2 separate regions of the Mus musculus genome follow, and region 1 is linked to region 2. The links are chromatin contacts, found by POLR2A ChIA-PET in ENCODE. All regions are on one chromosome and are shown on one strand. Each heading gives the region's core, a stretch centred on a gene start or an enhancer-like site at or near the end of the contact. The rest is flanking DNA. Distances are from core to core; before and after follow the strand shown.

What was found. ChIA-PET counts read pairs that join two places held with the same protein, here RNA polymerase II (POLR2A).
Region 1: POLR2A ChIA-PET joins it to region 2 with 21 read pairs in Patski. The contact joins the promoter of Ufsp2 here to the promoter of Slc25a4 in region 2. POLR2A ChIA-PET finds 5 or more read pairs at or near these places in 2 of 5 experiments (Patski and embryonic stem cell).

What each region holds. Positions count from the first base shown.
Region 1 is chr8:45,973,141-45,979,441 of GRCm38, forward strand. Ufsp2 (UFM1-specific peptidase 2) reads left to right here and starts at 2,388. Exons shown (of 12, transcript NM_138668.2): 1 at 2,388-2,448; 2 at 6,069-6,155. The coding sequence starts at 6,092. 1700029J07Rik (RIKEN cDNA 1700029J07 gene) reads right to left here and starts at 2,112. Exons shown (of 7, transcript NM_001033148.3): 1 at 364-2,112. The coding sequence starts at 463.
Region 2 is chr8:46,206,898-46,212,674 of GRCm38, forward strand. Slc25a4 (solute carrier family 25 (mitochondrial carrier, adenine nucleotide translocator), member 4) reads right to left here and starts at 4,165. Exons shown (of 4, transcript NM_007450.5): 1 at 3,915-4,165; 2 at 2,125-2,611; 3 at 1,501-1,641; 4 at 271-723. The coding sequence starts at 4,025. The coding sequence ends at 566.

The DNA.
Region 1 (6,301 bases), core at 1,138-3,637, 240 kb before region 2:
GAGTAGTTGTGGCCTCGGAGTAGGTGTGGCCTTGTTGGAGAAAGTGTGTCATCCTGGGTGTGGGCTTTAAGACCCTCACCCTAGCTGCCTAGAAGTCAGTCTTCTCATGTTTGTCTTTGTAACAAGAAGTAGAACTCTCAGCTCCCCCTGCACCATGCCTGTCTGGATATTGACATGCTCCTATCTTGATGATAATGGGCCAGTAAGCCAGCCTCAATTAAATGTTGTCCTTATAAAAGTTGCCTTGGTCATGGTGTCTGTTCACAGCAGTAAAACCCTAACTAAGACAATATGTATGTAATCAAAATCTTTGTATTGGAAATATATGCTATTCAAGTATTTTAAAATACCAAAGATACTCACGATTAAATGGTGACACATATTTGTCGCCCACAGTGATGTATTCCATCTCACTGAAGAGGCCAATCCTCTCCATATCTGTTTTCCCACCTTCTATCGGCATGATTGCTCCTTGGGGTGGTAACTTCACAAAGGTTCTTAGATCTTCTTTTGCAGCAAAATCCTACTTTACACTGAAAACTACAGGAAATTAATTTTAAAGAAAAGAATGATTATTAAATATCAAACTATTTATTTGCCATTATTTTAAGTCTCTGGATTGGTTGGTTGGTTGACTTCTTTTACGTACCCGCACAAGCCCCATCAGATAGGCTTGTGCATAGCTTTTGTGAGACCAAACTAGGAACAATATACTTTGCAGGTTAAAGTTTTTGTTTCCAGTTAAGACAGTTAAGACTAAGCTCCTGTTCATCCTGTACAGGCTACGGTTTCTATTTGTAGTTAAAGAATACGTTCCTGTTTGTCCTGCGTTAAGTGCTTCCAAGTTGAGATTTCTCCTTGTAATTAAGGACTGATCCCTGTTTCTTAGATAGGATGTAAACTGCAAAATGTCTTTCAACCAACACTAAACTTGCTACCCGATTCACATGATGTAGGAACATGACCTTGTTCCTTCCCTTTCACATTGTTCTTTGGTTTTGTTTTTACAATGTATAACAGCCAACTCTCTCAGTCCGGTGAACGATCTCTCTCTCTCTCTCTCTCTCTCTCTCTCTCTCTCTCTCTCTCTCTCTCTCTCTCTCTCGTGTAAAAAGGACCTAATGAGGCTGCCGCAAGGGGTGCTCTCAGAGTGAGACAGCCAGCAGGCTAGTACGGGCACACCCCAACACACAGCTTGCTTTAATTGGACAGTCATGGAGTTGGTCTCTTCTCCTGGAGATTCTCCGCTTTAACACCTTCCCAAGCTTCATTAACAGTCATCTTATATCCGTGGTTTGGCACCCTTTATTTTCCCCAGTGAACTGACAGCTAGGAACCATGAACTGAGTTTCAATCTCCTTCACCACATTCTTGAGGCAACGCTGCCCAGACTGGAATGGAACTCCTGGAATCAGGGAACCTCTGCCCTAACCTCCGGAGCGGCTTGAACGACAAAACCCCTTTAGTTTTTTACCATTGTCGCCCCAGCGCTTGCGGCCAATGCCTTCAACTTTGTCCCTACAATAAACTCTTTAAGTAAAACTTACAAAGTATTCATTCACACATTTACGCAATGTTTTTTGCAACCCTCTCCTTCTGGTCAGGTAGAAGTAGGAAAACAGACTTTAAAAGGCATAAATTTTGGTTTATAATCACGTAGACACGAAAATCGTGGGATTCTACCCAAGTAGAATATGGCAAGTTCCCTTCAAAAAGTTTGGCTAAGAAGGTTCCTCTGTTACAGCCCTGTCCACTGCATCCTTGCAATTTACTCAATAAATTCTTTTCTACGCCAGGAAAAAAAAAAAAAAAGTTTGGCTAAAAGGGAGAAACTGCAGAAAATAAATGGACTGATTGTCTAAGTTATTCCCTCTAAGGAAAGGTAGCTTGAAGTAGGCAGGTAGCTAAGGAAAACCCATGTCTGCGAGGCCGAGTCACCTCTCCAAAAGACACCTAATCCCACAACCAGAATCAGATGGACCCTGCTCCGGTCGGGGATCACTCCACAGCAGAGCCCGAAGAGCTCGAGGCCACGCGCTTGGCCGGGGCTCCAGCCTAGAGCGCAGCAGCAGAGGCGCGCGCCGCACAGTTCCGCAAGCTGCCGCTGGCGCATGTTAGGCCGCGTTGCCGTGGGAACGGGAGAACCCTTTCCCAACGTGCTACTGTAGGCCCTCGGAACGTTCGAACCCGCACGGCGCGTCCACGAAAACGGAAGAAAGGCCATAGAATACGTAAGTCTCAGCCAATAAAATCTCTCGAAACTAAGCCTTCTGTTTCCCCGCCATCGGCGAATAGTTTCCCTGTGGTACGCTCCGTGATGGTTGACGCGAAGCATTCTGGGAGTTGTAGTCACCTGTCGGAGCCCCGCAGTCGGCGGGCGTGACGTCACTTCCGGGACGACCCTTGCTTGCACGAAGTAGGTGTTCTTGCCATCGCCAGTGGTGCTTGGTAAGTGATTCTGGTTGTCAGTGACCTCCCCGTATTTACCCCTAGGACTTCGTCAACCGTTAGGAGAATGGCTCCAGGCCCCTAAAAGGAGCTGCTCCTGAGAGGCCAAAAGTCGCGGTACAAACTATCCTCACTTGGATCTCTTGGGTGATCTGGTCACCAGCAGCACCGGGTCATGCGACTCTCCGGGTCAGTCAGTGCATCTTGACAGTAAGGCACTATTTGTCGTATTTAGAAGCTAGCTAAAAGAACTTTTGGTTTTGAAAAGATAGACCTAACTTCCTTAAAATAGTCTTCTCCCTTCGCTTACGTGGCACAGAACTCTCCAGCTTCCCCCTTCTCCTAGCTCAGCTAAGTCCTGCCATCTGTACCGCAGATGATAATCTTCAGCTTACACCCTGAGCTTTCTCTCCGAACCCAATTCATAAGTCTAGTCAACTGCTTCCACTTAAATAAATCATTCAAACTCAGCAGTTACAGAGCCGGCTCATCATTTCCTGTTCTCCCCGCACTCTTCCTTCAGAATTCCCATTCGATAACCCAGCTCACCCCTCCTTGTGCCCACCAAACCCTTGACAAACTTGCCTCATCTCAAGAACAAAGTCAATAATCAAGTCTGGGTTCTACTTCTGGCTGGCTGTATTAAAACCTTCTTTACCGTCCTTGAGCTTTGTCCTTGCTGTCCGTCCATGGGTCATAGTCTAAGTGATCTTTTGCTTTGGTTTTAGGACAGAGCCTCACAAAACCCAGGCTGTCCTTGAACTGGCTACACAGTCAGGAATGACTTTGAAATCCAGACCTTCCTGCCTCTACCTCCCAAGTGTTGGGCTTACAATCGTATACATCAGCCTTCCTACATGTTGTTTCAATTAAGCGAACCTTCACCAATTGGCCACTGTGCTTAGAATGGGCTTACACACATAAGAATACCTCTTTACCTTGGAAAATTTAAGGCTTCTTTTATGGGCTACTTACCTGCCCTTCGAATTTCAGCTTAAATATTACATCTTCATAGAGTATCTTGCTTTAAAAGCCTAAAGAGACCCTGGCGCTTTCACATATGATTGCTTAAAGAATTGTCATAACAACCCTGGTTGAAGTACCATATCTTTTCCCCATTTTTTACAGAAAAGAATAGGCGTGACTGATTATGTTAAGCAGAAATCTTATTGTATAAGTACCCGAGTTAAACCTTACTCTTGCTTGTCTTTTCTTTTTTCTTTCTTTTCTTTCTTTCTTTTTTCTTTTTCTTTCTTTCTTTCTTTCTTTCTTTTTTTTTTTCAAGACAGGGTTTTTTGCTTGTCTTTTCAATCTTCAGTTTATGTAAGTATTTTTCTTACTCAAATGGTAATGTTGTTCTAAATTTATCAAACTTCTCACTGGTAGTTCTCACAGTATTTTCCAGTTTTGAGGGGTTTAGTTTTTTATGATAAACAACAGAATGAATGGACAGCATTATTAAACTTTTTGTTGTTCGCTTAGAATGAAGTTAATGGAGTGAAATTGGGACATGGTGTAGTCTTTGAACAGGTTACATAAAAGCTGTCACTCTTGCAGAGATGTGACAAGAAATTTACAAAATAAAAAACTGCACCGGCACCTACTTCATAATGTTCTGACAATCAAAGGTAATATATGCCCAAGGTTCAGTCATTTGAAGCCTTAGGAGTCAGTTCTAGCTCACTTGTTCCAGAATAGGGTTTGTCTGAGGGATTCATTGCTGTGAACAGGCACCATGACCGAGGCAACTCTTATAAGGACAACATTTCATTGAGGCTGGCTTACAGGTTCAGAGGTTCAGTCCATTATCAAGGCGGAAACATGGCAGCATCCAGACAGGCATGGTGCAGGAGTCGCTGAGAGTTCTACATCCATCTGAAGGCTGCTAGAAGACTGGCTCCCAGGCAGCTAGGACAAGGGTCTTAAAGCCCACACCCACAGTGACACACCTACTCCAGCAGGGCCACACTTTCTAATAGTGCCACTCCCTGGGCTAAGCATATACAAACCGCCACAGGGTTCTTCTGTTAGTGTCTTTTGGGTTGCTGTAATAAGACACCGTGCACATGACCAAGAGTTTAGTTGGCCTTATGGTTCTGGAGTTAGTGCCTATGGTTCTATCATTAGTGCCTATGGTGACGAAGCAAAGCCATGACTTGGTGAAGCCTCTGGAGCAGCATATGAGAGCTCACATCTTGATCTGCAAGCAGGAGGCAGAGAGCATCGTGGGAATGGTGGGAGGCGTCTGAAGCCCGAAGCCAGCCTCTATGGCACACCTCTTATCCTTCCCAAACAGTTCCACCAGCTCAGGACCAAGAATTTCAATATGAGCCTCTGGGGGCCATTCTCAGTCAAAGCACCATGGATTCTTGGGTCATGTAGTCCTTAAGTGTTCAAGTCATAGTTTAAGAACTTGATAAAATCTTTGAAAACTTTCCTCAAGAATCCACCTCCCCCAAACACATACAAACACATTATGAGACAGCTCTTTTGTTATATGTATCATTTGCTACCTGAAACTCAACATGGATCCCAGCTAAGAACTGCTAGTCGCTTCCATTTTGCAGATGCTTTTTATCTCTCTCTGTCAGTGGCGACCATTGTCTAAGCCAAATAAATTCTGTCTCGCACACTCTCTAGCTCTGTGGTGTTCTCACTGCTGCAGTTTGGTTCACATCCCTGTATCTAATCCTGGTGTATTTTCTAAATGTGAAATCACTGTTGAGCCTTGCCAATGATGAGTTCTTCCAGCGTGTCACCATCGGTAGCTCCTTTCCTCCCGCTGGCTTAGCCACAGTCTCTCCGTGTGTTAAGCTCAGTGTTCTTGACATGTTTTCTTTTGTTGTTGTTTTAAGAATTATTTATTTGGGCTGGGCATGGTGACGCACACCTTTAATCCCAGCACAGAGGCAGAGGCAGGCAGATTTCTGAGTTCGAGGCCAGCCTGGTCTACAGAGTGAGTTCCAGGACAGCCAGGGCTACACAGAGAAACCCTGTCTTGAAAAACCAAAAAAAGAAAAAAAGAAAAAGAATTACTTATTTATGTTAGGTTTCTGAGTACACTGTAGCTGTCTTCAGACACACCAGAAGAGGGCATCAGATCCCACTACAGGTGTTTGTGAGCCACCATGTGGTTTCTGGGAATTGAACTCAGGACCTCTGGAAGAGCCGTCAGTGCCACCTCTCCATCCCCTTCTGGTCATGTTCTTCAACTAGTTTTTTACCACTGACAATTTCATGTCGTTGCTAAATGCATCAAGATTCCAGTGCCAAATGCAGTGCTTCTGAACCTCCTTTTCATATTGTAATCGCCATGAAAGGCAGCAGGGCAGGCTTTTACGTATTCTCGTGCCCAGGATGGCCTTATGCTGTTCCAGAGTTAGGAGGCATTGACACTCCTAAGTGTCCCTAGATGACTTCAGTATGGGATTAAGGTTTGAAAACTTTTTAAAAAAGAATTTACAGGGGTTGTTGTATATTTATACATAAGTCATTAACTCATGAAATAAGTAGAAAAATCTAGTTTAATTAATGCCATATCCTAACTGAAGTATATTCTAATTCATATGAAGACGAGTTTGTCTTGCACTTCAAGGGAATTGTGGTTTCCTTTGTTCTAGGTGGTTTCCCAAAACTATGCTCTATGGATATACTCTTCAGAATAAGAGGCGGCTTCGATCTGGCTTTTCAGCTAGCACCACCTAAAGGTATGTCTTCCAAAACACCTTTTATCATAGAATTTAGAGTGATATATATTAAGTATCCCTCCATTTTGCCAATAAAAAAATGAGTTAATAAGATAAGAAAAATAAACTCAAATTAAATAGGATTCAATAGAATTATATACTAACTC
Region 2 (5,777 bases), core at 2,915-5,414:
ATGCAACATTCTTACTCCTCAGCGAAAGCTCAGCAAAGCTCAGGGTCCCAAAAGACTGTGTGTAAGTCAGGGAACTATGGGAGCTCTGTGCATGTTACCACATGTGAGCCTTCAGCAAGCGTGGTCAGACAGTACATGACCCGCTTACGTTTGAGAAACTATAATGTGGTCAGGACAGGCATGCACACCGGAGTCGCTGACAAACGTTTCCTGAAAGAAAACATGCACTGGTGCTTTTCAGTCTGTTAGTAGTTAATAAGGGCAGGGAGATAAAGTGTATTGAGTAGTCTTTATTAATGAGTCACACTGAGTTACTTTTCAGCATCAGTTCTTCAGTTAATCAGGTGAACAAGTATGATAAGCTAGCCTGTTTTCTGTGGGAATCTAAATGTAAAATAAATACAAAATACTTCTGTGGTTTAATGAATACTCAATGAAGCATTTTTTTCTGAGGTATTCCTTACGGTCTGGTTTTATCCAAGATCTGTCTCTTTTTTTTGTTTTATTTCCTCAAGAATAGTCTGTTAAACCACACAATGGATCTGTGAACTTGTGAGCTTGGGTATTACACATATTTTTTGATCTCATCATACAATACCAATACAAAAGCACCACCCATGCCTCTCAGTACATTGGACCAAGCACCTTTGAAGAAAGCGTTGGCTCCTTCATCTTTTGCAATCTTCCTCCAGCAGTCAAGTGTCCCCGTGTACATAATATCAGCTGTGGAGACAAACGTGGGTAAGGGCTCCTTTCCTCCCGAGTAACAGTTACCCTGTCTTCTAGCAACCTTAACTCGAGAACTCGGTTATGAAAAAGATCAGTTATGTAAAAACTGGAGCAATCAGACAGTTTACAGACTATGGGGCTAAAACTGGAAGGCGGGCTGAGGAAGGAGTGTCTGTCACACTCTCTGGATAACTTCTTATGGATGAGCGAACGAGCCCTGGCCTCAGATTACACTGCCCAAGATTGTGGAGGATAAAAGGTATGACTGTTGGGGTGTACAAAATCCCCTCACATTTGGTATGTGTGTGAGTGTATATGTGGGTTTTGTTTTTTGTTTTTTTTTACTTTAAGAATGGCCGCTTCATGCTTTTACCTATGAAGCTAAAACTCCCAAAGCAGGATGGTCAAGCCATTTCTCATTTAGCTAAAACATCCCATCTCATTTATACTCCCAATAACTATAATCGGAAGCAGGGGTTTTAAGTGTACAGCTAATTACTTCTTTGCCCTTGCTTATGCACCCAGGCTGTTAATGCTAAATACCTAGGGCCAACTCTAAAAACCTCATTTTGTTACGTTCTTATTTCTTTAATAAAAAGAACAAAATTCCCTTAAGGAAAAGCTAAAGGAGAAATTAGAATCTTGGTTTCTGAAGGCCTGATGAAGACATTTTGCCCTTCAACTTAGAAAAACAAGGCCTCGTAGCACTTGTGAGTGTATGTTCTCCAGGGGTAACACCTAAGATTCACACTTGGGGGAGTTCATGCTTACCCCCTTTCCGGCCAGACTGCATCATCATCCTACGACGAACAGTGTCAAACGGATAGGACACCAGCCCCGCCACCGCTGTCACACTCTGGGCAATCATCCAGCTCACGATAATGTGCACATTCTTGGGGTCTGGCAGCATCCCTGTGAGCAGAGCCAAGAAGCAAATGGCTATCAGGTGCTTCAAAAGCAGGTCAACGGAAGACAAGGCTACGGACCCAACGCCATACCCTGCCCTTCCACAAGAACCAGCTCCTCCCCCGAGGCCCCCTTACATGCAACCAGGCAAAGTTGGCTGCCGCTTTCCCTTAATCCAAAGAAGCTACAGCTCTATTGACACAGAGCTTGCTTCTAGTTCAGCTGAGAGACTAGCAGCTGTGTTGGGTTAGAGGGAGGCTTTGCCTCCTGAGTAGCTCAAAGCCACAGTATTTACCAGTACGGGAGACAGAGGCTCCTTTACCTACTAACTTATCCAAACCACATCACATTACCTCCTCAGAACTCAGGTTAGCTCAGAGGTAGGAAAGGCAACTAACACACAAAGGTCATCATGGAAGGGTAGATCACACAGAATCCTCTCTCCATAACCCCCTCCCCACACCTTCCACCCCAAAGCCCCCCTCTCACCCTTGGCAGTGTCATAGACTCCGAAGTAGGCAGCTCTGTAGATGATGATGCCCTGGACAGAGACACTGAAACCCTGGTAGAGACCCTTCAGGCCGTCCGACTTGAAGATCTTGGTGAGACAGTCGCCCAGCCCATTGAATTCTCGCTGGGAAGATCCCTTGCCCACGTCGGCAGCCAGCCTGGTCCTAGCAAAGTCCAGCGGGTAGACGAAGCAGAGGGAGGTGGCCCCAGCTGCCCCACCAGAGGCCAGGTTACCAGCAAAGTAGCGCCAGAACTGCTTATGGCGATCCACGCCTCCCAGGAAGATCTGCTTGTACTTGTCTTTGAAGGCGAAGTTCAGGGCTTGAGTGGGGAAGTACCGGATCACGTTGGCCAGGTTACCCCTCCAGAAAGAGAGAAAGCCCTGCTCCTTGGGGATTCTCACGACACAATCAATGATGCCTTTGTACTGCTTCTCTGCACTGATCTGTTTGCTGGCATGCTGGACCTAGTTTGGGGTGGGAGGGAGGAAGGGGTGGCAGAGGACAGGCAGAGAGAAGGGAAGACAGAGGGGGAAAAAGGATTTGTATTTCCTCAGTTTTTCTTATTTTTGTTTTGAAAGGATAGGGTCATCCTATATAGCCCAGGCTAGCCTGGAACTAAAAAATCATCCTGTGTTGCCTCCCAAATGCTGGGATTATAAATGTGCACTGCTATGCCCAGGGTTCCTCGCCCATCTTTCACTTTCAAGTGACAAGGGAGAATTCCAATTGTTTTTTAATGTATCAGGAAATCAGTTACCAAGAACATACCAATAAATGTTAGTTACTTGACTAAGCTAAAAAGCAGTCCAATTTCTCGACATTATAAGGACATTTGAGCGAAATTCCCTGCAGGCTTATGGGGAATGGCAATAAAGATCCCTCCCTCAAGGGCTCTTAACATGGTGAGCAGATGACAATGTCCCTGCTTTACTCGAATGTCCCCCGAGACAAGGTTGTCTTAACAGTAGGTGTCTGAAAATTTTCAAGCAGATAATTCAAGTGATTAGTGAGTTACTACTGCCGTGGCCAATCTGTTGGAGCATTTTGTGTTATGTTTAAATGCCCAAACGGCTCTTCCCCATTGAACAGCGTTTGCCTTTGAGATGGATCAGATGATGATGGCAGGCCCCTTCAATGACCGGGGAGAAAATTATATGGGGACAAGATGGCCAAGGCGGTCTGAATTTATCCTGAATATTACTTCTGGATTTCTGCCTCAGTGTCTCCATCTGTGAATACGGGCCAAGGACGATTCCTATCTTGCAGAGGTTATAGGAAAGATGAATGAAATCAATGTCAAGTTATAGCGCAGCGCACGCGACATAGAGCGAACCCCAGTCAATGATTAATCTGATGCTTCAATTGTCAAGGGTGGATGCAGATAAGAAGGTGCAGAGGATGTGGCCAAAGGGTGAGGCCCGCCTAAGAGGCCTTAGATGGAATGTCGCTTGCTGTACCGGGCACAGGATCTGGCTCGAGGTAGACCAGCTTCGGGGTGGGTTTCCATATATAGACACCCCAACGCGGGCGCCACCCGACACCAGGAATCTGCCACTGACGCTGGACCTGTATCTGCGTAGAGGGCACCTTCCCCTTCGCCTAGGCCCCGGGCTTGCGGCCTAGCACAGATTTTTCCGCAGCGTCGCGCGCGCCCGCGCCGCAGCATCCCCGCGCCCCGCCCGCATCCCTGCGCCCTGACGCGCGCGCCCCGCCCCGCATCCCCCCAGCGCCCTGCCGCGCCCCGCTCGCGCCCCCAGCCGTCCTGACCTGCAGCAGCAGTTTGACCCTCTCGATCGGGGCGACCGCCGTCTTGGAGACGGCGGCGGCGATGCCACCTGCCAGGAAGTCCTTAAGAAAGCTCAAAGCCTGATCCCCCATGCTGAAAGCCGGGCGCACACAGCCTGCAAGGAGCCGCTCGTTTGCTCTTGCCTACGCCCGGCCAGGCACCGCCACCCCGAATCCGTCCCTGCACGACGCGAAGGGACCGCCCGCCTGACCGCAGCCCTCCTTATATCCCCGGCTCGGCGTCTCGCGAGAGGAGGAGGGACCCCGGCGAGCGCGCAGCGCGCATTGGCTGGGCTGGTCCCTGGACAGCCCCTCTCCATCCCCCTCCTTTGCAGAGGGCATTGGGGGCGAAGACGCTTCCGGGAGCTAGGGGTGGGTTGGGGGCTGTGCCTGCAGCTTGGGACGTTTAAAGGGCAAATTCATGCTATCTGTCCCAGCGAGCCGAGGGAACACCGTGTCTCTGCTGCATGTGGACCGTTGTATTTATAGCTCACGAGGGTTTAGCCTGGGGACGACCTGGGGACAGAGAGGGGGCCCCTTGATGCTTCAAGGGAAGCTCTTTTTGACCTCGATCTTGCACCACGGTGCTTTTGGCCAAGAAGGTTTCAGGCTTCCACCCCTTCCCGTTGTCAGGGCGTTTCCAACTAGAGCTCCCTGCCTGGATTCGGGCCTCTGCAGAACTCTGCGTTTCTGCAAATAAATCATACTCCTCCCAAATACATACTAACATCTTTTTAATGCCATTATTGCCTCATAGTAGAGGGCAAGCTCCTGTCTCCGACTTCTCTCCATTCAATCCTTGAACCATTCAGTCAATAGAAAATATGTATGCACCGGGCACTCTGCGCCATCAGGGAAAAAGAAAAAAAGCAGAATGCAGCGGCGCTAGGTGGATTCTCAGTTTGGCAGTGAATGTGGATGTGTGGCTTTTCTGTTAACTCGGCCTGTCACACTGACACACAGGCCGAGGACTCCTAAGGAAAAGACTCTCCTTTATTAGCTCCTAGTCTCTCTCAGCTCTTGGGATTCTCTCGTGGACAGACCTCTAAAGGGCTTGAATGCGTGCTCAGCTCTTAATGGAATCTCAACCGTATTTCGTGCAGGATGGTTCCAGTTGGCTGGCGGCTTCTTAAGGATCAGAGTCCTCAGACTTTTGGGAAGGTCGACTCCTTGGCTGTGTCTGACTCTATAACAGACAGCTTGAGGTTGGGGGAGGGGGGCCGAGGCACTGTCTAATCCCAGGAAAGTGATTGCAGTTTTTTTTTGTTGTTGTTGTTGTTGTTTTTTGTTTTTAATACATGGATGTGAGATTTCGTTACCCTCACCTCATTTAAGGCAGTTCAAATATAACTGTGCATATTTTCCATACTGCTGCCCCTTCCACAAGAATGAGTGCTATTAGGGTTTTTTTGTTGTTCTTTTCTTTTCTTCGTTTAACTTCAAGCCCCTTACTCTGTTCTTTTCCCACATTTGCTAACCTTCGTTTGGACATCGGTCAAGGCAGTTCATCTTTTTAAAAGTTTGCTGATCTATGCATATTTCATGTTAGGTGCTGACTGAGCTGCACCTGTGTGTCGCTCAGAGCCTAAAGACTTACTAGAGCAGAGGTCACTGGCGGGATGCCAGGAGCACATAGGTGATGTATTTATTTGCAGTTGGGAGAAACAAGGCTGGGACCCGTTACCATGTTGCTGGAGGTCAAAGAAGACACACGCATAGACAAACATAAAAGGCATCTCTGTGTTCCTTCACCAGATACCAACTGAGCAATCACTGTGTACCAGGAAGTGTGGCCTCTAAAGGAAACGCAAGTAGCACCTTGAGCCACCTCCAAGGACCTTTAAG